7 separate regions of the Homo sapiens genome follow, and all the other regions are linked to region 4. Evidence: chromatin loops called from intact Hi-C (ENCODE). Cell type or tissue: PC-3. All regions are shown on one strand. Links, peaks and the distances in the headings refer to the core of each region. The heading gives the core; the rest is flanking DNA.

What was found. Peaks named below come from ENCODE experiments on the same cell type or tissue, not always from the same donor. Only the 100,000 strongest peaks of a DNase experiment are listed, where the experiment ranks them.
Region 1: a loop joins it to region 4, with 5 times the contacts of the local background. A loop is called at or near these places in 3 of 110 quality-filtered maps.
Region 2: a loop joins it to region 4, with 11 times the contacts of the local background. A loop is called at or near these places in 4 of 110 quality-filtered maps.
Region 3: a loop joins it to region 4, with 16 times the contacts of the local background. A loop is called at or near these places in 31 of 110 quality-filtered maps.
Region 5: it touches region 4 in a loop (14-fold over the local background); 44 of 110 quality-filtered maps call a loop at or near these places.
Region 6: it touches region 4 in a loop (20-fold over the local background); 9 of 110 quality-filtered maps call a loop at or near these places.
Region 7: it touches region 4 in a loop (4-fold over the local background); 11 of 110 quality-filtered maps call a loop at or near these places.

The regions. Positions count from the first base shown.
Region 1 is chr4:176,658,054-176,662,713 of GRCh38, forward strand. All of the region lies in intron 1 of HAFML (HuR (ELAVL1) associated fibroblast migratory lncRNA), which reads left to right. Among named protein-coding and RNA genes, the nearest start is that of HAFML, 6.2 kb to the left of the region's middle. In PC-3, for the core only: a CTCF peak has its summit at 2,698; no DNase peak of the experiment used is centred there; H3K27ac peaks cover 341 bases.
Region 2 is chr4:176,561,204-176,565,863 of GRCh38, forward strand. No RefSeq gene overlaps it. Among named protein-coding and RNA genes, the nearest start is that of HAFML, 91 kb to the right of the region's middle. In PC-3, for the core only: a CTCF peak has its summit at 2,547; no DNase peak of the experiment used is centred there; H3K4me3 peaks cover 307 bases.
Region 3 is chr4:177,337,743-177,342,402 of GRCh38, forward strand. It overlaps NEIL3 (nei like DNA glycosylase 3), which reads left to right. Exons shown (of 10, transcript NM_018248.3): 5 at 2,041-2,115; 6 at 3,734-3,900. Among named protein-coding and RNA genes, the nearest start is that of NEIL3, 30 kb to the left of the region's middle. In PC-3, for the core only: a CTCF peak has its summit at 2,204 (motif pointing left); no DNase peak of the experiment used is centred there.
Region 4 is chr4:176,375,656-176,380,315 of GRCh38, forward strand. No RefSeq gene overlaps it. Among named protein-coding and RNA genes, the nearest start is that of SPCS3-AS1, 57 kb to the left of the region's middle. RefSeq lists an enhancer at 2,248-2,387. In PC-3, for the core only: CTCF peaks have their summits at 564 (motif pointing right) and 2,255 (motif pointing right); a DNase peak (open chromatin) is centred at 2,296; H3K27ac peaks cover 1,922 bases.
Region 5 is chr4:176,788,172-176,792,831 of GRCh38, forward strand. It overlaps VEGFC (vascular endothelial growth factor C), which reads right to left. Exons shown (of 7, transcript NM_005429.5): 1 at 3,994-4,660. The coding sequence starts at 4,140. Among named protein-coding and RNA genes, the nearest start is that of VEGFC, 2.4 kb to the right of the region's middle. In PC-3, for the core only: a CTCF peak has its summit at 1,878; a DNase peak (open chromatin) is centred at 2,000; H3K4me3 peaks cover 4,000 bases; H3K27ac peaks cover 4,000 bases.
Region 6 is chr4:177,244,080-177,248,739 of GRCh38, forward strand. All of the region lies in intron 1 of LOC105377557 (a long non-coding RNA gene), which reads right to left. Among named protein-coding and RNA genes, the nearest start is that of NEIL3, 63 kb to the right of the region's middle. In PC-3, for the core only: no CTCF peak of the experiment used is centred there; no DNase peak of the experiment used is centred there; H3K27ac peaks cover 1,057 bases.
Region 7 is chr4:176,496,073-176,500,732 of GRCh38, forward strand. All of the region lies in intron 2 of LOC124900817 (a long non-coding RNA gene), which reads left to right. Among named protein-coding and RNA genes, the nearest start is that of HAFML, 160 kb to the right of the region's middle. In PC-3, for the core only: no CTCF peak of the experiment used is centred there; DNase peaks (open chromatin) are centred at 2,959 and 3,619; H3K4me3 peaks cover 335 bases; H3K27ac peaks cover 2,950 bases.

The DNA.
Region 1 (4,660 bases), core at 342-4,341, 280 kb after region 4:
TTTGACTTTCATTTTAGACTCAAGGTCCAGAATCTTATCATCTAAATTGGGTGATATGGGGCTGGGTGTGCCGACTCATGCCTGTAATCCCAGCACTTTAGGAGGCCCAGACAGGAGGATCACTTAAGCTCAGGAGTTTGAAACCATCCTGGGCAGCTTAATGAGACCTCGTCTCTGCAAAAAACAAACAAACAAAAAACAAACCTAAGTGAGCGTGGCGGCATGCCTATAGTCCCAACTACTCAGGAGGCTGAGGTGGGAGGTCACTTGAGCCTGGGAGGCCTAGGCTGCAGTGAGCTGTGATTGCTCCACCGTACTCCAGCCTGAGTGACAGAGTGAGACCCCATCTCAATCAGTCAATCAATCAAATGGGTGATATGTAAATAAGACACCTCGAGTGCAGTTCCTCAAGTATTTCTTGCAATCTGACCTGTGAATGTAAGAGAGAGGTTATCTTTCTCCAAAACACTGAACATACAATAGTCAAACCGATATAGGATAACCACTGCTATTCGAAAATATAATCACTGTTTCATAGCAATTCTGAAATCCAGCAGGGAACATGTTACCAGTTCCTTGATAAGGCTTAGACCCACAACCTGAGAGTTCTTCTCCGCAGCTCTTATATTCATCCTGGGCTCTTTGTTCCACCCGAGTCATTTTTCCTTTTTATAAGGAGTAGTCCATGTCTACAGCTAAGCAGATTTGTATTTGTCTGTTTCTTTATTTTTTAAATCATGTATCTTGCCAGTAAAAGTTTTGGAGTTCAAAAGCCTTTTTTCATTTGATACTGTCTCTGTCCCTTTTATTCCCATCTGATATAATTTCTTTAAAAATGTTGTGGGTTTGTTGTATGTCAATTTATAAGTCTAACATTTTGAGAGGGAGTCTCACTCTGTCACCCAGGCTGGAGTGCAGAGCCAATCTTGGCTCACTGCAACCTCCACTTCTGGGTTTGAGAGATTCTCCTGCCTCAGCCTCCGAAGTAGCTGGGATTACAGGTGCCCGTCACCAGGCCCAGCTAATTTTTGTATTTTTAGTAGAGACAGGGTTTCACTATTTTGGCCAGGCTGGTCTCGGATTCCTCACCTCAGGTGATCTGCCCACCTCGGCCTCCCAAAGTGCTGGGATTACAGGCATGAGCCACCACACCCAACCTGGAATAACATTCTTAAGACCTTTAGAAGCCTTAATATTTTTCTTAACAGAGACATGCCCTGAAGATGGTTTGAAAGCTTTTGGTCCATCTCAGTGTGTCTACAGGGCACAAACATAAATTTTTCCGAGGTCTGCATAAAGGGTTTTGTAGTCACATCTAAGGTTTCATCTTGATTCCAAGACAATGTTTTTCTGCTAGCTCTCTGGATTTAATATTTGAATCAATGACTCTTTCTTAATTGAGAAGCCTTTTCTGTCTGGAAAGACTCTCCTAAACCCTTGATAGTTGTTCTTGAAAAGGAAGAGTTTATTTTTTAGTTAATTTCTCTCTGCTCTCACATTCTACTATAGCTGGCTAGAAGAAACCACAATGCACCTTACACTCTTCTTCCAAAAACCTCCTTACCTTGATTAAGTTCATTAGCATATTTCTTATTTTCCGTATTACTGGTGGTAACTGTGTTGACAAGCTTTCTACCATTATATATACAAGTTTCCTTCCTCTAGCTTCCAATAACAATCTCCTCAGTCTCTTTCACACTTTCACTGACTCCCTTTTTGAGGACTGTGTTACTTTTCTGTGGAAGCTACAACAAAGTACCACAAGCTGGGTAGTTTAAACCAACAGAAATTTATTCTCTCACAGTTCCAGAGGACAGGTCAAAAATCAGTTTCATTGGGGAAGGTCAAGATATTGGCAGGGCCATGCTCCCTCTGAAAATTCTTTTTTTTTTTTTGAGATGGAATTTCACTCATCACCCAGGCTGGAGTGCAATGGCGAGATCTCGGCTCACTGCAACCTCCGCCTCCTGAGTTCAAGCGATTCTCCCGCCTCAGCCTCCTGGGTAGCTGGAATTACAGACACCCACCACCACACCCGGCTAATTTTTTGTATTTTTAGTAGAGATGGGGTTTCACCATGTTGGCCAGGCGGATCTTGAACTCCTGACCTCAGGTGATCCACCTGCCTCGGCCTCCCAATCCCTCTGAAAAATTCTAGGGCAGAATCTGTTCCTCACCTCTCCCAGCCTCTGGTAGCTGCATCACTCCAATCTCTGCCTCTGTTTTTACTTTGTCTTTGTCTCTGGGTGCGGTCAAATCTCCCTCTGCCTTTGCCTTATAAGGACATTTGTGATTGCACTTAAGGCCCACCTGGATAATCCAGGGAAATCTCCCTATCACAGAATACTTTGATCACACTTGGAAAGAACCTTAAAAAAGATAACATTCACAGTTTCCTGGGTGATGATGTGGACATCTTTTGAAGGGCATTTTTTAGCCTACTACAAGGCTTTTTGGACATCTGTCTGACACACAATCCTAAAAACAAATTCCACCTGTTTTAGGTTTTGTTTTGGTGGTACTTCATTTCTAGATCCCCAATTCCATTTCATTTACCATGATGGCATAAATAAAGCACCTCAGACCTTGTTCAAATAATTATAATCATGTTGTTTTCCTCGAAGATCTTGTGGTTCAGGAATTCAGACAGGATTCAGTGAGATGTCTTGTCTCTGCTCCGTGATATCTGGGGCCTCTGCTGGGCTTCATTGGAATGACAGTGACTTGGAATCATGTGGAAGCTTCCTCACCCTTATGTCTGGCACCTGAGCTGGGATGAATCTAAGGCGGTGCTCAGCGGGGAATGTGCACCAGAGCATCCGCATGTGGCTCTTCTGTGTTGCTGAGTCCTCATAGCATGGAAGCAGAGTAACCAAGGGATCCTCCTGAAAGGGTGTTTGGAGAGCCCCATGACCCCACTGGGCTCAATCAGTCACAGCCCACACAGATTTGAGTGGACAGGACTTGCGATGGGGCAACTGCTGTGCCACTTGCCACACCATCTTCCTCCTTTTTTGTTTAGGTGTTTATAACATGTGCTAAGTTTCAATTCTTTTTTTTATCTTAAAATAAATCATGTCTTTTTAGGATAAAGAGAACTCTTTTTAGGTTAAGGGAACCAAGCAGAATCAGCATTCATGATGAACAAGCATTCACCCCCATCTGTATAATAAATCAGGAAACCAATGTAATGTGCAGACAGCTCCTGAATTAGCAATTGTGTCTCATTGAAGGAGTCCATAAGAATACAGTGTAAATGTTTTAAGGCCCAACAGCCAGGTAGTGAAGAGAGTGAACTCTGGAGGTAGCTGCTCTGGGTTCAATTCCCAGGTATATCACTTATTAGTTCTTAGTTTAGGAAAATTTATTCAACCTTTTAGTGCCTCACTTTCCACATTTCTAAAATGGAGATCACATTACCTTCCTCACCCAGTGCAATGGAGACTAAATTAATATCTATATGGAAAGCACATAAAGCAATATAAGAAATAGCAATACTCATTAGTTTCTGTGAAATCAACTTTTCAATTCATCTTTACTACTAAATGGCTAAGAATAGACACACACACAGACACCACCACCCTTCCCCCCGAAACATGTAAAAATCTTGAATCACTGCCCTTGCGAATCAATGGCTAAGGAAAAGATTGGTACTGTCATGAATGTTTGAGAGCTGAGAGGGTCTAAAAGGATTCGGAACACAAAATTTAACAAAAATATAAAAGGCACTAAGGAAAAAGAAACATTTTTATAATACCTGAATCACTTTTCTCTTTTTCTGCCTTAATAATTCTCCAGACAGTGAACTCTTTGGTGAGCCTAAATAACTCCTCAAGATGCCTGGAGGAAATGTCCCACAGAAGCAGGTTTTTTTAAAGGACATTAATTAATGGAGTTGTTTAGCTTTATATTTTTGAATAACAATATTTAAAGAGGGTCTGAATAGTATACTACATGGTTAACTTCTCAATTTCTGCCTGTAGAAAATATGTTAAGAGTTTTCAGTAGAGAGCAGACTCTCTCAATCGTGAAGACATAATAATTATTTACCCGGCTTACTGTTTTTCATTGCAAATGTAAAGGCATTCTCTTTTTATGGACTCAAAAATCACTTTTAAAAAACTTGATTTTGAAAATAAATAGTAAAAATTATGACACTGGAATATTATCGATGAGTAGGACCGAGGAAAAAAGGGCAGAGTGGAAAATATTGGAAATGGCAAGGTCTGGAATTTCCAAAAGCACGAGCTGACTCTAAACCTTCAGATAAAAATTTTCCTCTCCTCGAACATTGGCCTCACACTTTTCTGGGTGTCGTTTTGGACTGTCAAGGCTGAGATGAATAATTTGGGATTTTCTCATGACTTCTGATCTGTAGCAGCTTGGATTTACTTAGACTTCAGCACCTTCAAAATGACATATTAGTGTCATCTATGTTCTTTCATGGAGAAATAATTCTGCCTTCCTCAACTGTCCCCTGCCACTGAATTTAATATGTGAGCATTTTGCTGTTTGGAAGTTTTCCAACTTCCCCATAAAGACCAGTCGATCACCTTGTCGCCCTTGTAAAGGTATAACTGCCTCTCTCAAAGAGAAATAGTTGAGATATTTGTGGCTAGAGGCAACTTATTTATTATTATTATTACTGTTATTATCATTA
Region 2 (4,660 bases), core at 347-4,346, 190 kb after region 4:
ATAACTGCCGCCTCTACATTCTCTATCATTCCACACACATTTTTATTTACCTCAAATACATATCCTTTTTTTTTTTCTGTGGAGTAGATTAAGAAATAAGGAACTACCCTCAAACAAAATAAGTTGAGGGCAAAAGGGGTCTTTGGTATTTCACTATTGAAGATATCAAACTATTTAAAATGTTTCTTCAAAGTCTTGCTTTAGAATACTTGCATCTACTCCAGATTTCCAGATGAACAAGCGCTTAGAACTGGTTACACATTTAATTTATAAACAATTTTTGACTGTCTCTGTACTCTGGGTTGGGTCTGGACAGTAAAGTAAGAAACTATCCTCTCTGAAAGGGCTTACTGCTTGGTCAGTGGAGAGGCATGTAAGCACAGAGGCGTGATTCAATGTTTTGTGTGTTGTGAGGTGCATAGAGTGCAGGCGAGGCGATGAGGTGGAAGAGGGATTCACAAGGGAGTGACATTTAATCTGTGTCTTGAAAAACATGTTGAAGTTTTCTAGGAAAAAGGAACATTCAGAGGCAGAAAGAAGAACAGAGACACAGAGGAATTAAATAAGATGTTGAGAGCAGGTGGAGCGTTTTTCCTGGTGATTGGGTTAGCAAGAAGGTGGGACAGAGGATGAGACATAATCATGAGGGGCTTCCAGTAACAAAGAGAATGTAAAGGAAGGAAATGAAAGAGTGTGTCTTGTAGAAGTGTATAGTGGACCTTGAACAAACTGTTTTGTATCTTCAGTAAACTTTAAACTTTATTCAGTCTTCAGTAAACAAAATATGCTTTCATAATTTTGAATGGAAGATCAAGATTTTGAAACTTTGAACTTGTAATTAGAGTAGATGCATCAGAAACTATAAGGATCACAGTTGCTAAAACATGATGCAGTATAAATCTATCGATACATGCAACCCCTTGTTCAAAGGACAAACTACAATGGTTATGAAAAGTATACAGAGAAAAGCCTTCTATTGGTCAATAAGAAATATAGGGGAATTCATGTTGCTTTCATAAAAGCCTATTTTTAATGATCCATCTCAAAATCACCTGGTGAGCTTGTTGAAAATGCCAAATTCCTGACCCTCCCCAGAGAAATTCTGATTCAGTTGGCCTGAGGGTGAGTCGCTGGGCTATCCATTTCTAAACACCCCGGGAGATTGCTATGTCTGTGGAAGCTGGAGAACCAGACCCCCTATAGTAAAAATGTGTTTAATATAGGTTTTTGTGATCTTGAAAGCATATTTACTTCGAGCATATTTGATGGAGATAGTGTAAATTTCCTCCCGGTTAATTCAGCCTGTAACAAGACATGGCCATAGGAGGCCATAACCATGCCAAGCCACCGCCTACGGGGTAGCAGCTGACTCTAATTGAAGGGCAAGTTCTTGCCCATAGCTGTGGTTCTGAAAGCACCGACGTATAAAGCAATGGGAAACATCGTCTCAATACACCGGCTCTTTGTTAACATTCAACCTACGTATTCTCCACATGAAATATTCCAATCAGGAAACGCTGGATTTGCTTTCATTTGAGCTAGTATCAGCTCTTTTCAGATGTATCAACAGATAAAAAGTTAAATAGGAAAGTGGCTTAATTGCTGTGGCACCAAAGCGTGGGCGGCATTCTCTCTCTAAATGTTGTCTGGGTACATTGCAATACGCTTAGGAGAGGCATGAGTATTGTCCCTGTTGAGTATCATTTGCTTAGGCGTATTCTTTTTAGTTATTTCATTTTGTTACACTTTTTGATAATGATAAATAGGAAATTATTGGCTTCATTTTAAAACGTGGTAGGATTGCAAGTCCGATGCTGAAATTTAAAATTCTCAAAGATGGAAAGTGGGGAAATAAAATGAGTGGTTTTCATTCTTCCCAAATTCCCACTCCCCTTTTCTGCTTCCTGTTCTTTGCTTTCTCTTCTGTCTGTGACTCGGTGACTCTTGTCTTCTTCTCTTTCCATCATTCTCTGTCTTCTGTTAAGCCAGCCAACAGCAAGACAAATGAGACTGATTCTCTGGCATGTCAGTTACTCTGTTGCATGATCTGATTATTTTTCCGTTTTGGTTTATTATATATGGCTGAAAGCTTCATCGTCGTATTCCAATGACTAAAGTAAACAGTATTTATGGTTTTTATGTTAAGTTTTATGTTATATAACTACACAGTCATCATTGATGTTTAATGTGTAAGGATATGCATTGTTTAAGTGTTAAAACATGTACTTAGAAATAATATTGGCATTTGTCTTTAATGGAAAAAACTTTTTTTTTTTACATTATGGTTGCCAGATTTGGCAAACCGGGAACATGACAAGAAACTACGTTTTACACATTCTTCATCTCAGTTACTGAGGAGACGGAACAATTTTCTCTCTGGGGATTCTTTAGAAATAAATCCCAACAAATTTCCATCTATTAAACTGCATGTTTTAAAGACAAAAATGGATGGCAGTTTGGGTTTTTTTTTTTTTTTTGTACCTTTATGATTATTCTAATAGGATTAGAAACAGATCAGAAGTCCTTGAGCTTCGTAACGAAAAAGAACACACTAGATGGTGCTGTGATCCTAGCAGCAAAACCACGCATTTAAACAGTGCTTATGTCAAAGCTGGAATGAAGGAAAGCCCAGTGTGCATATGGAATTTTGTCTGACACTAGGGGATACACTAATATCAGTGTACAATTCATTTTTGCAGCATTTATATTTACCTGAAAAAATGACTTGCTGAAGTTCTGCGCTATGACAACATTGTTTTAATAAATGTGTGTGCCAGTGAGAACATGAATGCTTACGTATGTTTATATGGGATAGGTATTCTGGTTTTATCTGATTTGTTTCTGATTTTTATCTCCCATTATTTCCTTACAGGTGCACTATGTTCCAATGCGACTGGAATAATCCTAGACACAGCTTCCATCTTCACACCATCTTGTCTCCCACCCTTTGTTCCTCCAAGTGAGATAGATCCACCATCTGTTTCTGTCCAGACCTTGCCTAGCCTATCAGACCAATTTCGAATGTCATGCCTTTCATGAAACCTTTCTGATTACCTCAATCATTCCTTGTTTACTTTTTTTTTTTTTTTTTTTTTTTTTGAGATGGAGTCTTGCTCTGTCGCCCAGGCTGGAGTGCAGTGGCACGATCTCGGCTCACTGCAACCTTCGCCTCCTAGGTTCAAATGATTCTCCTGCTTCAGCCTCCCGAGTAGCTGGGCCTACAGGTGCATGCCACCATGCCAGACTAATTTTATGTATTTTTAGTAGAGACGGGGTTTCACCATGTTAGCCAGGATGGTCTCGATCTCCTGACCTCGTGATCCGCCCGCCTTGGCCTCTCAAAGTGTTGGGATTACAGGCGTGAGCTACTGCGCCCGACCTCCTTCTTTACTCTTAATTCTCATAACAACTCTTTGTATTTATCTTATGCATATTATATTCTGCCTTGCACTGTTGTATACTTTTCTTACTATACTGTAAGCACCTTGAGAACACAGATAAATTCATATGCATATTTTCTCTTTTTCCTTCCTCTAGAAACCTTTATAAGAAGTACTGCATCTTGAATGTAATTGGTGCTCAACAATATGCATACAAGGCAGGAGTAAAAGAATGAAAAAATAAATTCCTGTTAGAAAAGCTTTTGTTCTGGATATCACTGTTTGCCCTCCAAGTTCCATCACATTGCTCCGAACCATGAGAAGCAGACCTCTGTGGAATCCATCAACCAGCCATGCCCCTTGGCCTCCAGCTGGTGTGGCCAATGGGAAGCACCACAAGAAATATGAAGATAAGAAAAAAAGTGTAGAGGTATTTATTTTTCCTTCTCCATCTGAGCCAAGTCATGAGTTGGCCCAACTGTATTCTTCCCCAGAAGGCCACAGGTATCTGGTATCTGGCTCCGTTTCTTTGCTCCTTCAAGCCATGGGTGATAACTTTGGATGTTTCACTGTCTGTTTTCCTTAACTCTGTCCTGTTATTAAACTCTCTGAAATAACCCCTTTTGAATATGCCATCTATGACTCATACACAACTGATGACCCATAAAGGACATTGGAAATGAATTGCTTCACATAAGAGGTCATTCTGATAATGCAAACAGGACACAGCATCTTAGAGGACTGTTTATATAATTGTGATTTGATTTTACCTTTATTCTCAGGTCAGAAGACAGCCTACTGTGACACGTAAGTGTCTACTCTGATTTGCATAGAAGTTTAAAATAAGCATCTTAATGATTTGAGAACATTCACTAATTGCTAACACTATTAATATATTTCCTTGTTTTATAGCCCAAGAGCCATTTATATATTATCTCATCTTAAAACATTCCATCAGTTATTTTTCTGCTTACACATAGAATTTCTAAATCAAAGATCTGAAACACCAATTTTCACACCATTCTCCAAGGGACCTAGATTCCTAATGTAAGTTTTAACTTCAACATGAAAAATAAAATATATTTGTCTTTTTTAGTTTCTAGCAAGTCTGTGATCAAGATGGACATCAATGTATTAGAAATTATCATAAAATGACAATATTAAACACCTCGTTATTGGATAAGATTGAGATGAAAATTCCTTCCTTCCTTCCTTTCTTTTTTTTTTTTTTTTTTTTTTTGACAGAGTCTTACTCTGTCATCCAGGCTAGAGTGCAGTGG
Region 3 (4,660 bases), core at 309-4,308, 960 kb after region 4:
AATCCCAGCACTTTGGGAGGCTGACGCGGGCAGATCACGAGGTCAAGAGGTGAGACCATCCTGGCCAACGTGGTGAAACCATCCTGGCCAACATGGTGAAACCCTGTCTCTACTAAAAACACAAAAATGAGGTGGGCGTAGTGGCACATGCCTGTAGTCCCAGCTACTGGAGAGGCTGAGGCAGGACAATCGCTTAAGCCCGGGAGGCGGAGGTTGCAGTGAGCAGAGATCACGCCACTGCACTGCAGTCTGGCAACAGAGCGAGACTCTGTCTCTCTCTCTCACACACACACACACACACACACACATTTCTGAAATTTAGCTCTTAGCTTCTTAAAAGCACGTGCACAATTACTGAAAAAGTACAGTTTAACTTTTCAAGATGTGACTTAATATAGTATGTAAGATTTGGAAAGTAATAAATATTTTGGATGTATGTAAGTTTTAAAGTTTAAGTGAACAATTGAATATGTATAATACTTTCAGGATGACTATGTTGATTAGATTTTCACTTCTATAGTCACTGATAAGTGATTTTCTTTGTACATGTATGTGTCTGTTTATATGCAGCTTCCCTCAGTATACACAGGGGATCAGTTGCAGTACTCCTGCCTATACCAAGTCCATACATACTGAAGTCCTGCAGTTGGCCCTAGGGACACTGCTACACAAAAAGTCAGCCCTACACACATGCAGGCTTCACATCTCACAAATACTATATTTTTCATTCATGTTTGATTGAAAAAAATCTACATGTACGTGGACCTGCTCAGTTCAAACCTGTGTCGTTGAAGGGTCAGCTGTACATATAGATATTCACACACAGGCAACAAGCATGAGGCATCAGAGGGTTTCTTTTGGGATTACCATTGACGGCACATGTGCCAAATAATAATTCTGCAAGGGTAACACTGAGATTTATGTTAGGCTGTGTCAGAAAAAAATTCTTCAGTAAGGTCTGTGTCTGAGCTCTTCCATGTGTTAATAAGTACTTTGATATTAATGCATGTATAGAAATGCATATCTTTTCTAAAGCTCGATAGTGACCTTGGTGGTCATCTACTCCTGTGCCTATTTTCCCTTCCCTTCTTTCTGTTTTATATTGTTCTTGGTAATTTTTTTTTTTGAGTCCAGCAAGACTTCTCAAGGTGTCTGATAGACAATGCTGAGACTTTGAAGATGTCTAATACAGAATAAATATTCAATAAATGCTTGAATTTACAATTAAAATGTATAAATAGGAATCATATTTTGTCAGTAATATTATCAGTTCAAAATATAACTACTGTTAATGGTACTAAATAGATCCGTAAGAAATAGAGCTCTAGAAGATATTCATATACGATTGACTCTTGAACAACACAGGAATTGGGGTGCTAACCCCTCCCATTGAAAATCTATATACAATTTTTGACTCTTCAAAAACGTAACTACTAATAGCCTACTGTTGATCAGAAGCCTTACTGATAACATAGTTCACACATATTCTGTATGTTTTATGTGTTACATATGTATTATTACAATAAAGTAAGCTTGAGAAAAGAAATTGTTATTAAGAATATGGTAAGAGCCAGGTGTGATGGTCTGCGCCTGTAATCCCAGCTACCTGGGAGGCTGAGGCGGAAGGATGGCTGAGCCCAGGAGTTTGAAGCTGCAGTGAGCTATGATGATGCTGCTGCACTCCAGCCTGGGCAATAGAGTGAGACCCTGTCTCTAAAAAAACAGAAGAATATCATAAGGATTATATTTACTACTCATTAAGTGGAAGTCGGTCATCATAAAGTTATTGCTCCTCATCATCATTACATTGAATAGATTGAGGAGGAAGAGGAGGGGTTGGTCTTGCTGTCTCAGGGATGGCAGAGGCAGAAAAAAATCTGCGTATAAGTGGACCCTCCCAGTTCAAACCCATGTTGTTCAAAGGTCAGCTGTATTCAAAATCTATTTACAGTTCTCTTTCACAGAATTGGCAAGGCGTATTATTTCTTACAGTAATGAGCAAGTCATGAAACTAGGCTCTGCTGTTTTTTCCACTTCAAGGTTTGTCAATTAACAGATGAACAGATCCATCACCTCATGAAAATGATACGTGATTTCAGCATTCTCTTTTACAGGGTAAGAGCAAAATTTTTCAACTGTGTAAAATGTAAAATGTCAGTGGTTTCCTTTTGGAGTGCACCAAAAAATGTGAAAGCTGTATATAGCCATCTAGTGGAAAGAGCATGGAGGTACATTAAGGGAGAGTGACATTATGTGGGTGTAATTAACATCTTGAAATTCTAGGTCATAGGTCAGTTCAAACTCGTCTAACTATAACCATATTCAATTATCTTTATACCAAGTTAGGAGCAGCCATGTTGGCATTTCACAGACTCTTTTTCTATTTTTGGATACATAAAATATAGAAAGTCTAGAGAGGCTGACCTACAGTAACACTTTCAGATAACCTTAGTTCCATCAGGCTTTGCCACTGACTATAGACCTTGGTTCAATCAAGCTTTGCCACTTACTACTATCTGTGTGGTTTAGATTCTTTGGATAACTTTATTTAAGTTTAGTTTCTTCATCTGTAAAATGGGATAATAATGTTTCTCTGTCTACCACAGTTTTGAGAAGGAAGGACTTGCTGACTTGTAAATGTGGAAAGTTATATACTATATGCATATATAGAATTCAATAAACACATCTTTTAAACAAAGTAATGCAAATATGTATTTTCTTTCTTCACAGTCCATTTTCTGTATCCAAAATTTTCATTTTTACTATGTTCAGAAAGTCAGGTATTGTAGTATTCTTTATTAATTGGCCTAAAATGTGAATGAACCTCTTGCTCTGCAGATCGGTCTTGAGTAACTATGGCTATTTTTAAATTGCATTTGCTTACTTCTTCCTCCAGAAAAAGATGACCATAGAAAACTGCCCATTTCCACCCAGATTAAATTGGGTCTTTCAATACTTTCCTTAAATTAATATAAATTGTGTAATTTTCAGCTCATACGTGGTGAGCCATATTTCTGGGCTTTTAAATTTTCACAGTGCTGATGGAAACTCAAGATATTTTCTTTGTAGGAGCCTTAAATATTTGTGAGTGGAATAAAACTGACCAAATATATCAAAATATCTTTTGAAGTAGAATTTATACCAAAATGGAATATATTCTCTGCTAGGATGGTATTTGAATGTTTATTTTCTTTCTTTCTTTTTTTATTAATGAATCTCTAAGGTTAAAAAGGAAAAAAAAATCCTTTTTCAGGTCAACAAAGAAAATGCTCTTATTAAATTTTGTCCCCTAGAATTAAGTTTTTTGGTTGTTGAAACTGAGTGAGCAGTTTCAGTCTTCTAAAAATAATCAGATTTCAAGCTAATCTAGCCTTTTTCTTTTAACTATATAATTATGGTTAATTTAAAAAGCCTTAAAAGTGTAAAAGACATTTTTAAATATAGAACTTTTACATGTCATTTAGATAAGAGGATAAAGCTATGCAAAGAGCAATTTTGAATACTAATGTCATTAAATAATGACTTATTTCACACAAATTTTATTTGACAAATATTACCAAATCTTGTCAATACCTTTTTCTCTGATGAAAGAAAAGATTATATTGACATATGTACAAACATATGTAAATTTTTAGCAGATGATTTTCAGAGGTGACTTTCGAGAATGTGTCTTTGGCTCCTTGGCAGCACTGTTTTGTGGATAACAGAATTTTTTGGTTTTTTTTTTTTTTAGTGCCGTAAAGCAGGACTTGCTCTCTCTAAACACTATAAGGTTTACAAGCGTCCTAATTGTGGTCAGTGCCACTGCAGAATAACTGTGTGCCGCTTTGGGGACAATAACAGAATGACATATTTCTGTCCTCACTGTCAAAAAGAAAATCCTCAACATGTTGACATATGGTAAGATATTGAATTTAAAGGGATACCATTTGCCCTAACCATCTAACTAAAAGGCTAATAATCTGAGAATATAACTGAATAACTGTCAGGCTATTCAGAAGAGAACGTGACTCAAAAGTATTTTAGTCCTTGAAAGGAAATAGTAAATAATGTCACCAAAGAACCTGAGGGAGCCAAAGATGATTTATGGACCAGTTCTGAATTTAGGTGGAAAATCTCTGGCTCAGGGAATAATATCTAGCCTTTACCTTTAACCTAGTTTGTAAAGTGAGTACCAGGAGATGTCAATAATTGGAAAAAAATGCAACTACCTTCAAAAGTCTCTGCTTCACTTAGAAATAATATTATAAAACAAAAGCAAGATCTTTTTACAGATTGTATGTCTAGTTGGTGAAATAATAGACCACTTACTAAACCCACGTGTAGTAGTTCTGCCAGTTGCTGAGTATGTCTCTTCCAATGATACATTCCAGAACTGGAGAAATAACCGCAGGATAGGTTTGAGGACTTACTGTGAGAAGTATTTGGGCTAAAACTCCATTGATCACCTGACCAGACTGGTGGTGGATCACAGTGATATTTTTGTCTCCTGGAATTAGTGTCAGTTCAGAGCCAGTGTCCAATAATCCTTGAAAAGTCTGATTATTTTCTTTTCCCCAATGTACAGTTACCTTGGTAACAGGCCATAGGACCTTTTGGGGGAAATCTAAGAGAAAGATTATGCAGTAGAAAGCAGCTGCATAGCAGTATATGTGATTAT
Region 4 (4,660 bases), core at 321-4,320:
TTTAAGGAAGTTAAATCACTGAATAAACTCTCTGCTTTTCCTTAAAATTATATATATATAAAATATATTGTAATATATATAATATATAATTATATATATACCTCTGATGGATATACATGCAAAAATCCTCAAAAAATACTAGGAAATTGCATCCAAAAGCACAATCAATATACATAAATGTCATATATAATAGATAATGTCTTATATATATAAAATGTCTTACACATGTTTATGTAAAAGCACGTGTATATATATATATATATATATATATATAAATGTCTTGTATGAGAGATTGGTTGTCAAGAATAAGCCCATGATTAGATACTTTATATTTATATTTTTATAATCAGTCAGATTGTTTAGTATATTCCATAAGCATGTTACCTAATAAAACAAATAATGTTTTTGTTACAAGAAAATACTTATTTCAAAGAGGTTCTCATCAGTCCTTTGACCACTGGTTTAGTTATTGCAAGACAATGGGAAGAATAGCAGTTGTACTTGTGAAAAAACAAAAGTAGCATTATCTGCTGCATTTTTGGTTGATTTCCACTAGATGGTAGTATTGAATTCAAGATTCAACCTGCTATATATTTTAATGCAGAAATTTGATAAATTACAGAAGACATTTGTATTGTGTTACTTTTACCGTCTATGTTAACATTTGAAACCATATTCAGACTATGTTTATGCATGTTGGAATTTTTTTAAAAAATACAACTTCTGGAAATTTGAAAACTTCTTAAGAAGCTGGTGCAATATTAGATATATTGTATTGTAATTCATAGAAATAATCTTTTATTATGAAACTTTTTAAAATAATTTTTGCATGTGTTTTAAATTCTGATCATAGTCATTTTCTTTTTCAGGCAAAATGTAGATTTCGTTTTTAGTCTGTGGAAAGAGTAAGAGAAAAATAACATGAAAATATATTTTTTTTCAAATGTTTCTGTCAGGAAAGATAGGCTCTTGGCAGGTGTGTTTGTGTGTAAAAATAGACTATCTTCGAGTACATATTTTCACTTCAATTTCCATGAGGCATTATAAACAAAGACAAAAATTAAAAAAAAAAACACTTTTGCAATTAATGAATGATGAGTACAATATGTAGCTAATTGCCCTGATTATGTTAGTGTGTTATTGCAGAATAATAATGAACTGAATGAACCTGTTTTCCTTTGCTGTATTCCTAACCAGATGCACCCCTGGAAGATACATTAGGAGTTATCTAGTCCATCTCCATCATTGTACTAATGAAGAAACTGAGGACTGTGACTGCTTTTTAAACTGTTCTAGAGAAAAAAAGGAAAGATGGGTTCCATTGACTCTGTTGAATACTCTCTTACTGATTTACAGATCTTTACCAAGTACTTGCTTGCAGAGAATATCCAAAAGCAGGACCAGATCATGATACTCTTCAGGACAGTCCCTAATAGTTTTCACTAGAAAGGTATACAGTTAAAAAGTAGCGTAAAATGGTATTGACACTGGAAAATACAAAAGTACCTTGAATTAAATTGTATGGTGAAAAGCACCAACCGTGGAATCAGGTAGAATTAAGTAATGAATTTCAGCTCTGTCACTTACAATCTGTGTAACGTTGGGCACATTTCTGCACCTCTCTGCCATTAAATCTTCTCATTTACAAAATGGAGTTAAAAATACCTACCACGTGAAATTATAGGATATCCTAAATGGAATAACTTAGTAAGCTCTCAAGAAATCGTTCTCCCCTTGCCTCATTAAGAAATCATTTTTAAAATGGGAACTACGTTAAAGCCCAATTTAAGGCATAGATCAGCAATGTTTGATGGCATGGATCTGTCTATTTTGGGGCTAAATTGTGTTCTGACCCTCCAAATGATCAATTCTAATTAATTCCTTGGTTGTAGATTTGTAAAGCCCGTTTAGTTGATTGCACAGACGTGGCCAGAGTCAAGGTACAGGAACCCACAGACTATAGAAATCAACGATAACATGTAGAAAAATCACAGGCAACAGAAATGCACTATTTTTAGAGATTGTATAACTGCTCTAGGGTGAAGCTATCTTGATTGGACTCAGCATAGTGCAACAGAACAGAATTACACAAGATGCCCCTTTCCATTACACCCCATTATTCCTCTGTTTTTGAGGATTTATGCTAACATTGTTCTGTTACAGATTGTAAACATTGATGTATTCTGAAACTGTTAACTGTAAGCATTTATGCTTGCATTGTTTTCTGTTCATTTCTCTTGTATTCCAGCAGATGTCAGTCATTCTCTTTAAATAATCTCCATTTATTCTCACCTGCCTATGACCAGCTGAAGGGAAATCACCTTTAGTTATGTCAAAGTGACATGTTTGTTGAACTGTAACAATAATAATGCTCCCTATTAACCTATCAGGGACTTGAGCCATTTTGCATTCAAACAATGATGAATTTTTATTTTCTTATTTAATTATTTAAAAAATCTCCATCTCAGTTTCCAAAATGTGTAACTAGAAAATAAATGAGAAGCCAGAGAAGACATGCAGAGAATTTAAATTTGCACTTGTGGTAAAATAATCTGCACTTGCGTAGGAGAAGACAAATCACTCCTTGATGTCAATGTACGGTTATGATTTTACTCATACTTTAGAATTTTAAAATGTCATGTAGTGTGATATATATTCATGCAGATGTGGGTGAAACAATGTGCTTTTTAATCATTCCTGCTACAATCACAAACAATCATTATGTCTAGCCATTGATCCTAGCACAGGGCTTGTCAGGTAAGGGCAGATTTTATAAAACCTGGGTAAAACAAGCTTAATTTGCGTAAATTGAGTTTTTTTCTAAAAGTGAGAGGGTACCTTTTTAAAGAAAATGTAGTAAATGCAAAAGTCAATGAATCCTTGGATGTTTCTCAAACTATCTTTGTGTTTTAAATCTACTTTCTCATTTTAATAGGAATTAATCATTTATCCTCAAGGAATATTTTCCTTAAAAGGGAAGAATATTACCAGTTTTTCTCAACAAATCTCGAATTCATTGTGGGGAAACTGATGATGTCTCTTCATTTGTTTTGTGATTCTTGTATTTTAAATCAGTTCATTGAAACAGCCTGGCTGAGTGCTGTATTTAAGTATAGAAATTTCTGCTCATATCTGGTGGCTCTTGCTGAAGGAGGGACATAGAGCTAGAATGCTTGTCAGGGATCCCACCTTAACCTGCTCCTGCCCCTTAGATAGATCCTCATTGTCTACAGGCCATTTGCAACCAGGCGAAATAAAAATTACCATGTTTCTCTTTATTTTATTTATTGAAGATTTTTGACTTTGTATATAATTTACATAGCTTTTAAATACAAAAGCTAGTTTTAAGGAATGTATATTAAACAGTGGTTATTTGCCAGGACAAAAGATACCATACTAGAGAAAAGCTAGGAAAAGAAGAAACATAGTTTCATACTAAACAACTATTTAATAATTTTAAGAAAAACAGTACAGTTTAATATTTGAGAAGGGAAATATGCTATCATTCTGAAAATCTTGTATGCAGAAAACTCTTAGTTTTCTAACCTAATGGTAGTTTCTATACTAGATTTAAAACTTTTTGTACTAGGCCTTTTCCTCAAAAACTTCTGTAAAACCTTAAATGTTTTATTATCAATGCATATATAGGAATGCATATATAGGAATTTACAAAGTAAAAGAAGAGAGCAATACTCATGTCTGTCATTGATTCACACATTGTCCCCTTTAGATGTGACTGAGAGGGTGGTGGCTCACGCCTGTAATCCCAACACTTTGGGAGGCTGAGGCAGGTGGATCACCTGAGGTCAGGAGTTCCAGACCAGCCTGGCCAACATGGCAAAACCCCTTCTCTACTAAAAATACAAAAAATAGCCAGGCATTGTGGCAGACGCCTGTAATCCCAGCTACTTGGGAGGCTGAGGCAGGAGAATCGCTTGAACCTGGGAGGCAGAAGTTGCAGTGAGTGGAGATCATGCCACTGCACTCCAGCCTGGGCAACAGAGCAAGACTCCATCTCAAAAAAAAAAAAAAAAAGAAGAAGTGACTGAGTACTCAGTTATCCAGCTTTTAGGGCAAAGTGATCAAATGATAACAGAAAGGAAGAGGCAAGAGAAGGATTTTACAAATACAAATAGTAATGATGGTCCAGGGACATGATGGAAATCGCAGGATGAAGCAGAGAAGGGAGCTCTGTGTGTTCCCTGGGTGGAGATTGTACTAATGAGCTGCTCACATTTGAGAAACACAGATTGATGAGCTTCTCTGGCAATTGTTATGCAGCAATATTCCCATAAGAAGTCACAGTAGTTATCACAGTATCAGAGCACCGTAAAATAAACACATTGCTTTTTCCATGAACTTGAATATTTAATGTTAGAGATGAGTACAATGGAGGCAAATAAATCCTCTCCTCATTTCCTCACATCCCTACTTTTAAAGATTGTCAGGTATTCAATCTCTATCATAGTTGTTTGAGACTTTAGGTCCCTATAGTTTATCATTTTCCAGTAATGTTTTTGAAATGCAATAATTTAAAGATCTCTCGACTCTTGGATTTACATTACAAATGCTGGTGATACAAAAATTTCATTTAAATTAGTCTAGACCATGAAGTATGGACTTTTAGCATATTATATTGTAAATTTGAAATTGAAACACT
Region 5 (4,660 bases), core at 346-4,345, 410 kb after region 4:
TTGTCAGAAAATCTTGTTAAGCCTCCAGTTAAGCAGTCGTTCTTATAATATTACCATGGATTAGGTCATTTATAATTTATCTTTAGTCAAACGAACACCATGTGGTAAAGCCTGGAAGAAAGTCTGGGTTTATTTCCGTTTGTCCCGTTGTGGGGAATTAGGACCTAAATAAATGCAACAAGGTGCCCCTAACTGCAAAGTCACACGCAGTGCTTTTCTCTGCCTTCCTGCACGCTGCTATAGTGTGCCAAAGGAGACCAGCAGAGGGGCTGAAAGGAGTCTGAATCACAGGCCCAAAGGCCCAAACCCATTACCACATTTCTCTAAAACATACATGCTTCTCGATTTACGATGGGGCTACATCCTGACAAATTCCTCCTGAGTTGAAAATATATTTAATATACAGTAGAGTACCTGTTGTTTACTCTCACGATCACATGGCTGACTGGTCACAGCTCACTTCCATTGTCCAGCATCCAGAGAAAGTATTTTACTGCATATTATTAGCCCAGGAAAAGATCAAAATTCAAACCTTGAAGTATGGTTTCTACTGAATGTCTATCGACTTTGCACCATTGTAAAGTCCAAAAGTCCTAAATAGAACCATTCTAAGTCGGGGACTGTTGGTATATGCCATAAAACTTTTTTTAAAAGAAAAAAAGGAAAAAAACATCTATTCTTTTTCCTGGTTAAGTCATTCAGATCTTGGGTTCATCATCCTTAATGAAATAAAATAATGTCCATATTATGGAGGTGTAGTGAAAAACAAAACTAACTTGCAAAGCTCTTTGCGAAGTGCTTAACACACGTTATGAACATCACAGATAATGATTATAAACTCCTACTCTCAATAACAACCCCAGGACTGCCAAAGGCAAGCAGGCAAGCACAGTCCCAGGGATTCGGGAAACCTTCATTAGTCTCACGCCAGTTCCTCTGTTGGTGAAAACCCCAGCAAGAGCTGAGAAACAGCATTCTGGGTTGGACACATGGAGATAACTAGGAGGCCAGGACCTTCCTCTCAAGAGGAACCGGAACCAGAACTGGAAGTCCAAAATGAAATCTAAATCCACTACCCTCCGTCTTTCTCAACTCAACTGAAAAGGACAGGATTAGAGATCTACGGGTCTTAGACATATGCCACTAAGATCAGTAATTAACTGCTTTCTATGAAGCAATTTTGATAACTGTCTTGTGAATAAATAGCTATCAATCAGATATTCATAGTTCAGAAGACTATAATGGAGTGGAAATCAAAATGAAAGATGAATTGAACTTTCTATATCTAAAACCTCATATAAGTAGCATCACTCAGAGGAATGTCAGAAATCTCTTATAAGAGTAGATGTTGACAAACATAATCATATACTATAAGAAAAATTGTAAATAGAACAGCTTCAGACTTGCTATTCTCTTTTGTTCCCATCATGTCCAGTTAATTTTACTTTTGCCTGCCTTACTTTTTTGACACTGTCTTGTTTGTGTTAACATCCTTCAGAGAAACATTTTAAGACTTTTCAGTAAGTCATGCAACCACAAATAACTAGAAATAGGAATCCAGTAAATGCAAATATAAGTCGAGGAATAAGGAGATCTTCATTCTATTTGTGATTTTTACCTACAATCTTTTGCATGGCTTTACGGGTGGGCTGAAGGGCTGGATGGCTAACCTTGGTTCATAGTTTGTGTGCTATTTTTGATTTTTTAAATATTAAAAAAGTTCCTAGGTGAAAGTTATGAAAACATTGCATCTATTGGGATTATAGATATTTAGCATCTTCTGTTTACCTTCTGAAATATTTTCTTGGGGTTCATGTAGTTATAGAAAATTAACAATTGATTTCTCCCCAGTTCTTCTCTAGTGCTTAAATCTAAATGTGGTGCTTGTACAGGCCACTAGGGAGAGACATAGAGTCTTCATATCAGTTTCTTGGCAGTTGTGTGACATGTTTCATAGCAAGGACACAGCAGTTTCACTGAATGCATTAATGACACATGCCCTGTCAAGGCTCTATTCACCCACTGGGGAACGACACTTTAATGGAGCAATGAAATACTGCTTTGTGGTCTATGGAACTCAGAGATGATGTTTCATATGGGAAATGATGTTTCATCACATAGGAAAGGAACCCACATCACATGCAGAATACTAACCCATATTCACCATACAGAATATAAAAATGGTTAAATATGAAAAGCGACATTTGCAAACAAAAATGCATAGTGATTTTCACAGCAATGGTAAAATTTGCCATATCACCAATGGCAAATTTTACATCACCAACGAAGACACTTTTGAAAGTTAAAAATAAGTTAACTTTTTTAATCCTCCAATCCCATACCTATACATAACACACGTAAACACACACACACACACACTCAAGGTACATTAATTCTAGACTCACCCAGCAGTGAGTGACTCTCATACAGGCTATTGGCTTATCAGGGAATGTTTCTCATTTTACTCTCTACTGCACATTTTCTTACTGTAAACCAAAGTAAGTGACCGTAACCAATACAGAGATGTTGCCTTACTAAATCATACTTTTACTAGTTTTGACTTTGCAGAAATAGCAAATAGGTACTGCAAAATCAAGGACTCAAATTATCAGAAGCGTTATTGAGCCGATTATTACATTTCTGCGGTATTTAAGAACAGAAAGATATTTTCATCACTATAGTTACGGCAATGTAAGTATAGGCACTGAAAATTATTTTTGTGATTCACAGAATGCAGTCTGTTCTATTTCATGTATATTGTTTTTACTCAAGAGGCATTCCTTTAACCCCTATATTAAATTATTACACATTCCAACATTTTAATGTTTTCCCAAAATTTAAATGCAAAGGTAGTTTGATTTCCAAAAATTAGTCTTCTCAATCTTTAAGTGTATTTCAAAATATAAATATAAATAAAATATTTCAAAATATAAGGCTATTTTCTACACATTGTGTATGTGTTAATCAACAGTCAAATTAAAGTTGACTGTAACACACCACAGGTACCTCTCCACTTGCCACCAGTTGAAATAAACTACCGCAGTATAGTTCCAGCAAGGGGTACTGCAAGTGTTTGAACTGAAATGTCGAATATAACTTCTTTAGGAACTCTCTTAAGCATACTCTATATGGTTATGGCAGGTATGAACTTTTTAGATAAAGATATACTCTTTTGGAAGAGCCAGTAAGAAGTAGGAACACACACAAATCCTTTTTCAAAATCAGGATGCCTCAAAAGTATTTTGGCAACATTTTCAGGCAAAGGATTAAACACCTCTTATTTAAAAGAAAACAAAACAAACAAAAAACCCAAACAAGAAAAAAAAAAACTTAGTTTGCAGTATCTCATGACCAGATTTTAGGAATGAAGAGCTTATAAAGTTGAAACAAGCCTTGCATTGCTTGATTGTGATCTAACTGACTCTAATCTCCCGTTACATCTCAAGTCTGACCAACTTCAAGTGAACTCTGAAAGCTCTGGAGCCTGGTTACTAAAGTCCCTGACACTTTTTTTCTAAAGTCGCTCACAGCGCCTGGTGCTCTGCAGACTATGAACACTCCAGGAAAGTAAGGCTGGGTTGACTGATCACCAGTGTCCCAGAATCTGTTTGGAGTCCCATGAATCAGCTGGGGAAAGAAACGAGCATTTCCCGACCAAAATGAACTCATACTCTCCAGAGCCCCGCTGACTGGGCAGGGTTCAAGACCCCTTGGTTGCCCCAGAGGAAACCAGTCTGAAATAGATTTCGGGATCTCTCACTGGGCACCTCTCCGGGCCCTTCACTCGTGTAACTTGCTTGCCTCTCTAGTAACAACTTTCTATTTAAAAAGAAGAAGATTTTTCTCCAAAGCAGCGTGCACTGAGCTCAGTAACTTTGGATCCCACGTACACAAGCTTAAAGCACACACACTTTCCCCCGCGCAGGTTCTCGGGTCCGCCGCAGACCCTAACGCAAACTCTCGGGTTCTCCGCAAACCCTAACGCAGACCTACCGTGGCCTCGCCCGCGTCGGGCTCCGCGTCCGAGAGGTCGAGTCCGGACTCGAAGGCGGCGGCGGCGGCGGGCGCCTCGCGAGGACCCGGGAGCAGCGCAGCGGCGAGCAGAGAACACGCCACAGAGAAGAAGCCCAGCAAGTGCATGGTGGAAGGACCGGGGGTGGGGGACCGGTCCGCTGGCGGGGGCAGGGGTGGGGGCGCGGGCGCCCCTGCGAGGCCGCGGGCCCCTCCTGGTCCCTCTCCCCCGGGCTCCTCCCGGCGACCCCCCCTGGGCGAGCCGGAGGCGGCGGGAGCGGGTCCGGGGCTCCGCGTTCCCAACTTTGCAGGGCGCCCTCCCAGCCAGTGCCGGGGAAAGGCGGCGGGTGTCAGGTAAAAGCCTCACAGGAAACCGGACATCCGAGCTCCCCGCATTCGGAGCCCGCGAGGTGAAGCGAGGGCGAGGGAGGACGCCGCCGCGGTCCGCGTCGGTGTAGCTTTTTGGAGAGGCGGGGCGGGGGACACCAGAACACCCCGCGATGTTCAGCCCCTCCAAACCCGCCAGAGCCCTCGTCCCCCTCCTCCCTCCCCTTCCCCGAAGTGAGAGGAGCCGGGCCGCGGGCGCTGCGGCGGGGGCGCTGGCGGCGGTGCCGGGGGCGGGAGGAGGGCGGCGGGGCGGCTGGCGGCG
Region 6 (4,660 bases), core at 479-4,478, 870 kb after region 4:
CTCCATGAGGAGAGGAGGGTAATTAATAAATGACATGGAATTTAAGCTAGACCTGAAATGCATAGGGTTGTCACAGGAGAAGAAAGAGAGGCAGGACTCCCAGGCAGAAAGTCCAGCTCACAAGTAAAAAGACTAGCCACCAATTGGAGAAGTTACTGGCAATTCATGTAACTAACAAATGAATTAGATACAATAATATATAAAGAATTCCTACTAATTAATAAGAAAATAGGCAAAAAAAGAAATTTTAAAAGGATATAAATAATTCAGTGATGAAGCCAAATGCTCAATAAATGTATGAAAAGATAATTTCATTTTTAAGTAGGGAAATGAAAAAGAATGCAATAGTGAAAAACATATCCATCGGATTAATAAAACTTAAAAATATTTTATAATATCATTGACGAGGTTGTGGAAAAATAGAAAACTTGCACACTTTGATGAAAAGATAAATCTATTAAAAATACCCTGGAGGGAAATAGAGCAATGTCCCAGTGAAGCTGTAGATACGCACAACATTTAAACTTCCAGGTGCATACTCTCCTAGAGAAACGGAGCACACGTGCATAAGCAGACAGATGGTGGGATATTAAAATATGGTGTTTGTAATGTGAAACATTGGACACAGGCCTAACAGCTCATCAGAAAAAAAAGAATGGATAATGAACTGTGGTATACTCCATCAACAGCTTAATACACGGCACTTAAAAGGAATGAATCAGGGATCTACGCATTAACATGGTGAAAACTCAAAAATAGAATACTGAGCAAATAAATGCAAATTAAATAATAATACACATATTCTCATCATATTTTTAAAAACACTGAAAATATACAAAATGTTACATTATATTTATGGATAAATTATACAGTAATAGTTCAAATGTATATGTGAAATTAATAAATGCTCTAATGATATGAATGTATCAGGATATGAATGGAGGGAAGGAAGGTAACCAGGGAAGGGTAGCCAAGGTACAATACTTTCTGTAATATTTTATGACTTTAGGCCGAGCATGGTGGCTCATACCTGTAATACCAGCACTTTGGGAGGCTGAGGCAGGTGGCTCACTTTGAGCCCAGGAATTTGAGACCAGCCTGGGAAACGTAGTGAAACCCTGTCTCTACAAAAAAATACAAAACATTAGCGTGGCGTGGTGGTGTGCACCTGTAGTCCCAGCTACTCAGGAGGCTGAAGTGGGAGGATCACTCGAGCCTGGGACATCAAGGCTGCAGTGAGCCATGATCACAGCACTGCACTCCAGCAGGGTGACAGAGTGAGACATTCTCTCAAAAACAAAAGGAGTTGTTACGGTAAACACTACATGGTTTTCCTCCTACACGCCTGTAAAATGTCACCTTTGATTAATAAGCAAGGATACAAGGGAGTAACACTTCGCTGCATTTAAACCAATCAGTAAAAGAAGAGATAAAGTCATTTCCATTTTGCTGCGTTCAGAAAATAATTTTCCTACCAAAAATAAGACTCTTGTCTAAAACAATACTAACCTGGACAAAATGTGGCTGGTGGCTCCATGAATCTAATAGCAAAGATTAGAGATTCCTTTGAAATTGATAAATTATCAAATTTATGTATGATGCTTCCACATTTATGTTTAGGTAAAAAATGGAAAGACTTTTTTAAGAGAAAACCAAGGGTTAAAATTGAGTTATTCTATAGAAACATGTTATTTTAAAACATAACTTGTAATCATTTAAATAGCTGAATCCCAACAATTTTAATTTACAAAATTATTTATCTTGTAAGTAACTATGATTATTTTCCCTAGACTTCCAACTGCACTTTCAACTAGATGTTCAGATATTAGCTAGTGCCAACGTTTCGTATTTATAAAATCGCATGCACTCTGTTGCCATTTAGCGTAGTGAATACCCATTTGTAAACAAAGTGGTGATACATTATGATAGCCAAAGGGCAAAGCTTTACCTGAACAGAGATTCATCATCTTTTAATGCAGCACAGCTTGCTACTTGCAATATCATCAAGCACTCTGAAAGGTTCTTGTCAGAGATTGATGACCTAAACAGTCACTGAAACTTAATAACAGCGTTAACAACTGCAGGTCGATCTCACACACCACAAAATAGTGCTTGTGTTTTTCTCCATGCTTATTTTTAGCCAAGTTATATCAACATTTTGACCAGAGAAAATGTTGGACCAAGTTACAATTTTTTATTATTCCGTATTAGTAATCATAGACGGCATAGAGGTTGCTGTATTAGCAGTACCACAGCAAAAATAATTCACTTGCAAAGCAACTACAAAACATTATGCAACAATTCATTAATGGGTTTATCCAGGTAGCTTTACATTGACTCTGTGACACACGGAAAGCACTAAATGGAAATCTAGAGAGAAAATAATATGATGCTGGCCAGTATGTTTTAATGGTAATTATGTCCAAAAAGTTTATGAAATATTTTATTCATGCCACTGCTAACAGATACCTATGAGATAACTGTATCAAAAAAGATGATTTTCTGGTTGTCTTTTTCTTTTTCCAGAAAATGTTTTGTTTCCTATTATCAATTTGATAGTTTGATGAAAGCATATTTTGCTGGAAGGTACCTCTACTCGAACTAAAAAAAAAAGTCCATGTATATTTTATGTCGCTGATTTCAATAATTTCACTGAGAAGTATTAGAAGTAATGGTGTGACTCCTACGAACCAAGCATTATTAGTTAAAGACACAACTTCTGCAATGCTCCAAAAGCAACTGAACTGTAAACACCATGGATGATTCACAATCAGTTCATAACTTACTATTTTTATCCTTTTTCAGAGCTCTGTGCATGTACATAAAATTCAAGAGCACAACTGAATAAAATACAAATCACTGAGTGACTATTTAAAATTTAAATTTTGTTGTGAGCATTATCAACAAAGGCGGGCCATTAAAAAGGTTATTTCTTTACCGGTGAATTAATGATACAAGGACAACCAGTGTAAACTATTCTGCAGACAGGCCAATAATGAAAACATAGCTAAAGCAGTAAAGCTTGCCAACTACTGATGAGACTCAGGAGAAATTTCTTAACAGATGTTTCCCTGAGCAAATATATACTTTGCCTACTCTGATTATGATGGCCTTGAGAATTCGTGATTTGATTCAACACTCAGCTACTCTTCAGCAGCCTCATAAAAATATGATTCGTACAAAGGATATATTCTATATTTTCCCTTCCTAAGAACCAATATCTAACATATTTATAGTTCTCAGTCCCATATGGTGAAGCAGTGGTCCAACAGCACTGTTTATAACAGTATAATTAAGGTTGTGTCAGCATTTTATTATGAAAGGAAGGAGGCGAAGCCTTTTTGGATTTTTTTCTGTTTTCATTTTATAAGCTTCCCTTAGTTGAGTGCCCACTGACTGCAATAATCTGCTTTGACCTTTCATTTGCTTCCTGCTAAGATTTTTTTTGTTTTGTTTTTGTTTTTGTTTTTATTTTTGTTTTGAGACGGAGTCTCGCTCTGTAGCCCAGGCTGGAGAGCAGTGGTGCGATCCGGGCTACTGCAACCTCCGCCTCCCAGGTTCAAGCGATTCTCCCACCTCAGCCTCTGGAGTAGCTGGGACTACGGGCGCCCGCCACTATGCCCGGCTAATTTTTGTATTTTTAGTAAAGACGGGGTTTCACCATGTTGGCCAGTCTGGTCTCCATCTCCTGAGCTCAGGTGATTGGCCCAACTCGGCCTCCCAAAGTGCTAGGATTACAGGCGTGAGCCACCGCACCTGGCCGAAAGAGACAAAAAAAAAAAAAAAAAAGCAAAGCAAAACAAAAAAACAGGAAATTGTTCCTGATAGATACTTTAACCTTGCAGGTTCATGTCTAATCATTATTATATTCTGCAGATTTCTTTCTTTCTTTCTTCTTTTTTTTTTTTTTTTTTTTTTTTTTTTTTTGAGGCGAAGTCTTACTCTGTTTTCCAGGCTAGAGTGCAGAGTGCAGTGGCGCAGTCTCGGCTCCCTGCAACCTCCGCCTCCCAAGTTCAAGTGATTCTCCTGCCTCAGCCTCCCAAATAGCTAGGATTACAGGTATGCACCATGATGCCCGGCTAATTTTTTGTATTTTTAGTAGAGACGGGGTCTCACCATGTTGGCCAGCCTGGTCTCGAACACCTGACCTCAAGCGATCTGCCTGCCTCAGTCTCCCAAAGGGCTGGGATTACAGGCATGCGCCACTGTAGCCGGCCAAGACTTCTTTCTAGAAGGAACATGAGCAGGAAAATATTGGGGAGGTTTGTGATAGCAATAAATGTATACAGAGAAGAGTGAGGGGGTCACAATTGTTGAGTCTCATTATAATGCCTATCTTGGGCATCTCTGCATTTTTACTAATATCTATTTGTGTGTATTAAAGCCCTAGTAGTTTTAATCCTTTCTTTCTAAAAATCTTCCATTGTCTAATTTTGTATGCAATGAGAAATATTAAAATATGCACTTACTAGTTGTGGGACTTTGGGCAATTTGTTTAATTGCGCCTCAACCTCAAATTCCCTGAGTATTGAATGTAGATAGTAAGAATATCTACTTCATCAGACTGCACGGAAATTAATCATGCATGTGTTCATGCTCAGTGCCTGGCATAGGATTTTCACCCATATCCTCTCCATCCTTACCTACTATGGCTCCATTT
Region 7 (4,660 bases), core at 493-4,492, 120 kb after region 4:
ACTGGCTAGCCATATGCAGAAAGCGGAAACTGGACCCCTTCCTTACCCCTTACACAAACATTAACTCAAGATGGATTAAAGACTTAAACGTTAGACCTAAAACCATAAAAACCCTAGAAGAAAACCTAGGCATTACCATTCAGGACATAGGCATGGGCAAGGACTTCATGTCTAAAACACCAAAAGCAATGGCAACAAAAGCCAAAATTGACAAATGGGATCTAATTAAACTAAAGAGCTTCTGCACAGCAAAAGAAACTATCATTAGAGTGAACAGGCAACCTACAGAATGGGAGAAAATTTTTGCAATCTACTCATCTGACAAAGGGCTAATATCCAGAATCTACAAGGAACTGAAACAAATTTACAAGAAAAAAACAAACAACCCCATCAAAAAGTGGGCAAAGGATATGAACAGACACTTCTCAAAAGAAGACATTTATGCAGCCAACAAACATGAAAAAACGGTCATCATCACTGGTCATTAGAGAAATGCAAATCAAAACCACAATGAGATACCATTTCACTCCAGTTAGAAGGGCAATCATTAAAAAGACAAGAAACAACAGATGCTGGAGAGGATGTGGAGAAATAGGAATACTTTTGTGCTGCTGGTAGGAGTATAAATTAATTTAACCATTGTGGAAGACAGTGTGGTGATTCCTCAAGGATCTAGAAGCAGAAATACCATTTGACCCAGCAATCTAATTTCTGGGTATATACCCAAAGGATTAGAAATCATTCTACTGTAAAGACATATATGCACACATACGTTTATTGCAGCACTGTTCACAATAGCAAAGACTTGGAACCAACCCAAATGCACATCAATGACAGACTGGATAAAGAAAATGTGGCACATATATACCATGGAATACTATGTAGCCTTGAAAAAGGATGAGTTTATTTCCTTTGCAGGGACATGGATAAAACTGGAAACCACCATTCTCAGCAAACTAACATAAGAACAGAAAACCAAACACTGCATGTTGTCACTCATAAGTGAGAGTTGAACAATGAGAACACATGGACACAGAGAGGTGAACATCACACACCAGGGCCTGTAAGGGGATCGGGGCTAGGGGAGGGATAGCATTAGGAGAAATACTTAATGTAGATGATAGGTTGATGGGTGCAGCAAACCACCATGGCATGTGTATACCTATGCCTGCACATTCTGCACATGTTTCCCAGAACTTAAAGTATAATAATAAAAAAAAATGTAATAGAGAAGAAAAATAAATAAAAATCTAAAAAAAAAAAAAGAATATGGGATCACAGATCGCAATGAAATGAATGGGATGAAATTCTCTCTGTCATAGCACTTGAGGACGAATCCACCAGTGGATTCCATCCAAAAGGCTCTGAAACAACAAGGGACTTAGTGCAGGCTGTGGTCCTTGGCTCCTTGGATAGTAGGCATTCAATGACCAAGCCACTTTCATTTTTGATGTTATGCAATTAGATATTAAAATGAAAAAGAAGTTATCTTTTGAAAACACTACTTTTAACAGCATGTGGCATACCATTTGCTATCTTAATTCCATAATTTCAAATTGTAGTTTTCAATTAGGGTCTGCCAATCATTTCCAGCCTCCTTTTGGGATTTCAAGGAGCTTATGTTCTAACGTGGTATTTTGTGTGGATAGCAGAATAAACTAAGTGTGGATGGGTTGGTCCAGTTGTTAAGGACATGGGTGCTAATGAGACCCAGGGGGTGGGTTTGGCCTCTGCCTGCAAGCGGAACAGTAGATGGTACTTTTGTTCCATGGCCACAGGCTACAGGCACAACTAAATGGTTATCTCCCAGATGCTTTTACCCACAAAGGGATGAGGTGAGAAGGTGTAGATTAATCATGAAACCCCTTCATCGCTCCTGGGAAAGCAGAAATCCTAGTATGGATCAAGACATGCATATGAGCAACAATGAATTTTAAATTCCAAAACTGAGGGTACTGTAAGTTCACTGTATTGAAAGTTGCTGATGGAGTCCAGAGTCTGTTAGAACATAAAAAGCATGTGGTTTGTATTTTAGAGACATAAGACAGTGCATTTAGTCTGCATATCTGAACACTTTTTCCTTAGAGATTTTCCCTGTTAAATGGGACATTTGACATGGTAGAACAGCATGTGCAGGCAAAGCACATTCAGAACTTCATTGTTTTGAATTGGCTATAACAAAGCACAAAGTTCTTTCTAGGCACTCCAGCATAGCTCTTTCCAAGTCTGGGCTCCAAAAGGGATAGATTAAACAGGAAGGGTACCATGTAATGCTAATTCAGTCTTATCTAATTCAGTTCAGTAAAAATCTCAGTATTTTTGGTGTTCAATATACCAGGTAGACATTGTGGAAAACGGAAAGGCAAGTAAGACATCACTCATGACTTCCAGAGGTTTATATTATTGTAAGGGAGGTGGACATGGATGAATTAAAGGTCCTAGAAAGCAGACTCTGAGAACAATGGAAATACAGGTACAAGGGCAATGAGGGCTCAGGAGAGACCACATGATCGATTCCAACTGGGGAAACCACAGAGAGCATCCTGGAAAAGTTACAAAACTTTAAAGAATGAGTGGACTTAAGTATGCTCAGTTACTCTGTTTAATCTATGTATTATTTATTTATTCTTCCATTGATTTATTGAACAAATACTTTGGGATTCCTACTATGTAACAGTTATGTTGGTAGGAGCTACACAAGTGGATCATGGAATCTGGAGTTGAAGACAGACATTATTCAAATGATCACATGACTTACTATGAGCTGATCTGTGTTCTGAGGAAAAATAATTGACTATGTAAAATATAACAGAGGAAAGAGGCTTAGACCAGGGTTTGGGGAATGCCTGACATGAAACTTGACCTGAGATATGAAAAATAAATAGATGTCAATTGGTGATAAACGGGGTTGGGCCCACAGTTCCGGTAAGAGGAAGGGCATGAGTATCATTGACTTCATGATGCAAGCTGGTGAGAATGATCATTTTATCAGAGACTGTTTGCTGTGCAGAGAGAGAGACTGCACGTGTTAAAAGCACATTTTCTGGAGCCAGATTGCCTGGATTCCAATCCCAGCTCCACCACTCACCAGCTGTGTAACCTTGGGCACTTCGCTTCTCATTTCTAGGCTTCATTCCCTCACTGTAAATGGGGTAAGTGTAAGACTTATCTCAGAGAGTTACAGTGTAGATAGTATACATTCATAATGATAAAATAATATATTACTGATTAACTAGATTAATATACAATGTTAATATAATAATATTTAGGATTAAATGTATTAATTCATTATTCATTAAAATTATTTCCTGACATAAATCTTATAAATTGTATATTATAGAAAAAATAGTAAATATGTAATAGAATATTAGAATCATATATATGAGAATAATAATAGACATTATTATTATTATACCCATGAGTCTAAGTTGAAAACTCTGAATTTTCTGATTTAATAAGTCTGTATTTGGCCATATATTTCTTTCCCTTCTATAACATCTTTTCAATTCTCCAAACAACTAGGATCTCTGGGTGTTCTTTTGCCTCTTTTTCTAAAAACAATCATTTATAGGACATCTCATTCTGACTCATCAAATAAAGTCACTGAAATATGACATTCTTACTTAGTGGGTGGAAACAAAGGGATTTTTAAGAGAAGCAACATTTTTTCAGCATGTTTTATGAGTGCAAATCATAGCATAGTAAAATGATGCAATCCTCCGTGTTTTGTTTTCCACAATAAACTTTCTTTCTCCTAATAGTTAAGATCGTATATATTTTTCAGATTTACCCATCTCAAGATCAGTAATGCATGATTTTATTACACCCATAATTTTACCCTCATGTGCTGACATATACAAATTTATTTTGGTGGCATGTTCTTAATTTCTGGAGCTGCCATGCCATTTTCTTGACTAGTTTTATTTTGGTTTTGACTAATCTCTTATAATTTTGAAAAATAGAGCACTTTATTTTATGGTTTATATTTTTAATAATCATAACTCTCTTTTCTTCGGTTAACAATTCCCCCAGGTTTAAATTAATTCCTGTCCATTTACCCTCCATTGAAGCATAGCATTACATGAATTTATGTTACAGCAGCATACGTGGTGCCGAATACATAAAACATATAAAATATAATCACACACACACACACACACACACACACACACATATATATATGTATACATATACATATATTTTTTAATTTATTTCATTTTTGCCTAGGCTGGACTGCACTGGGGCTATCGTGGCTCACTGCAACCTCTGCTGTCCGGGTTCAAGCGATTCTCCTGCCTCAGCCACTCGAGTAGCTGGGATTACAGACACCCACCACCACACCCAGCTAATTTTTGTATTTTTAGTAGAGACGGGGTTCCACCAGGTTGGCCAGGCTGGTCTTGAACTCCTGATCTCGGGTGATCCGCCCACCTCGGCCTCCCAAAGTGCTGAGATTATAGGTGTGAGCCACCATGCCCAGCTACATATATATGTTTTTGCCTTTCCAATTAGATAACAAATCTTTGAGGGTGGGAGCCAGGCTTGTGATTTTTCTAGTATTGTTCCAGAGTATCCTGCGCTGGGCTCAGCACAAAACAGTTGCTCCATAAAGTCTAGTTGGATTTAATTGAAGTACTTCTGTAGCAAAACTTTGCAGCAC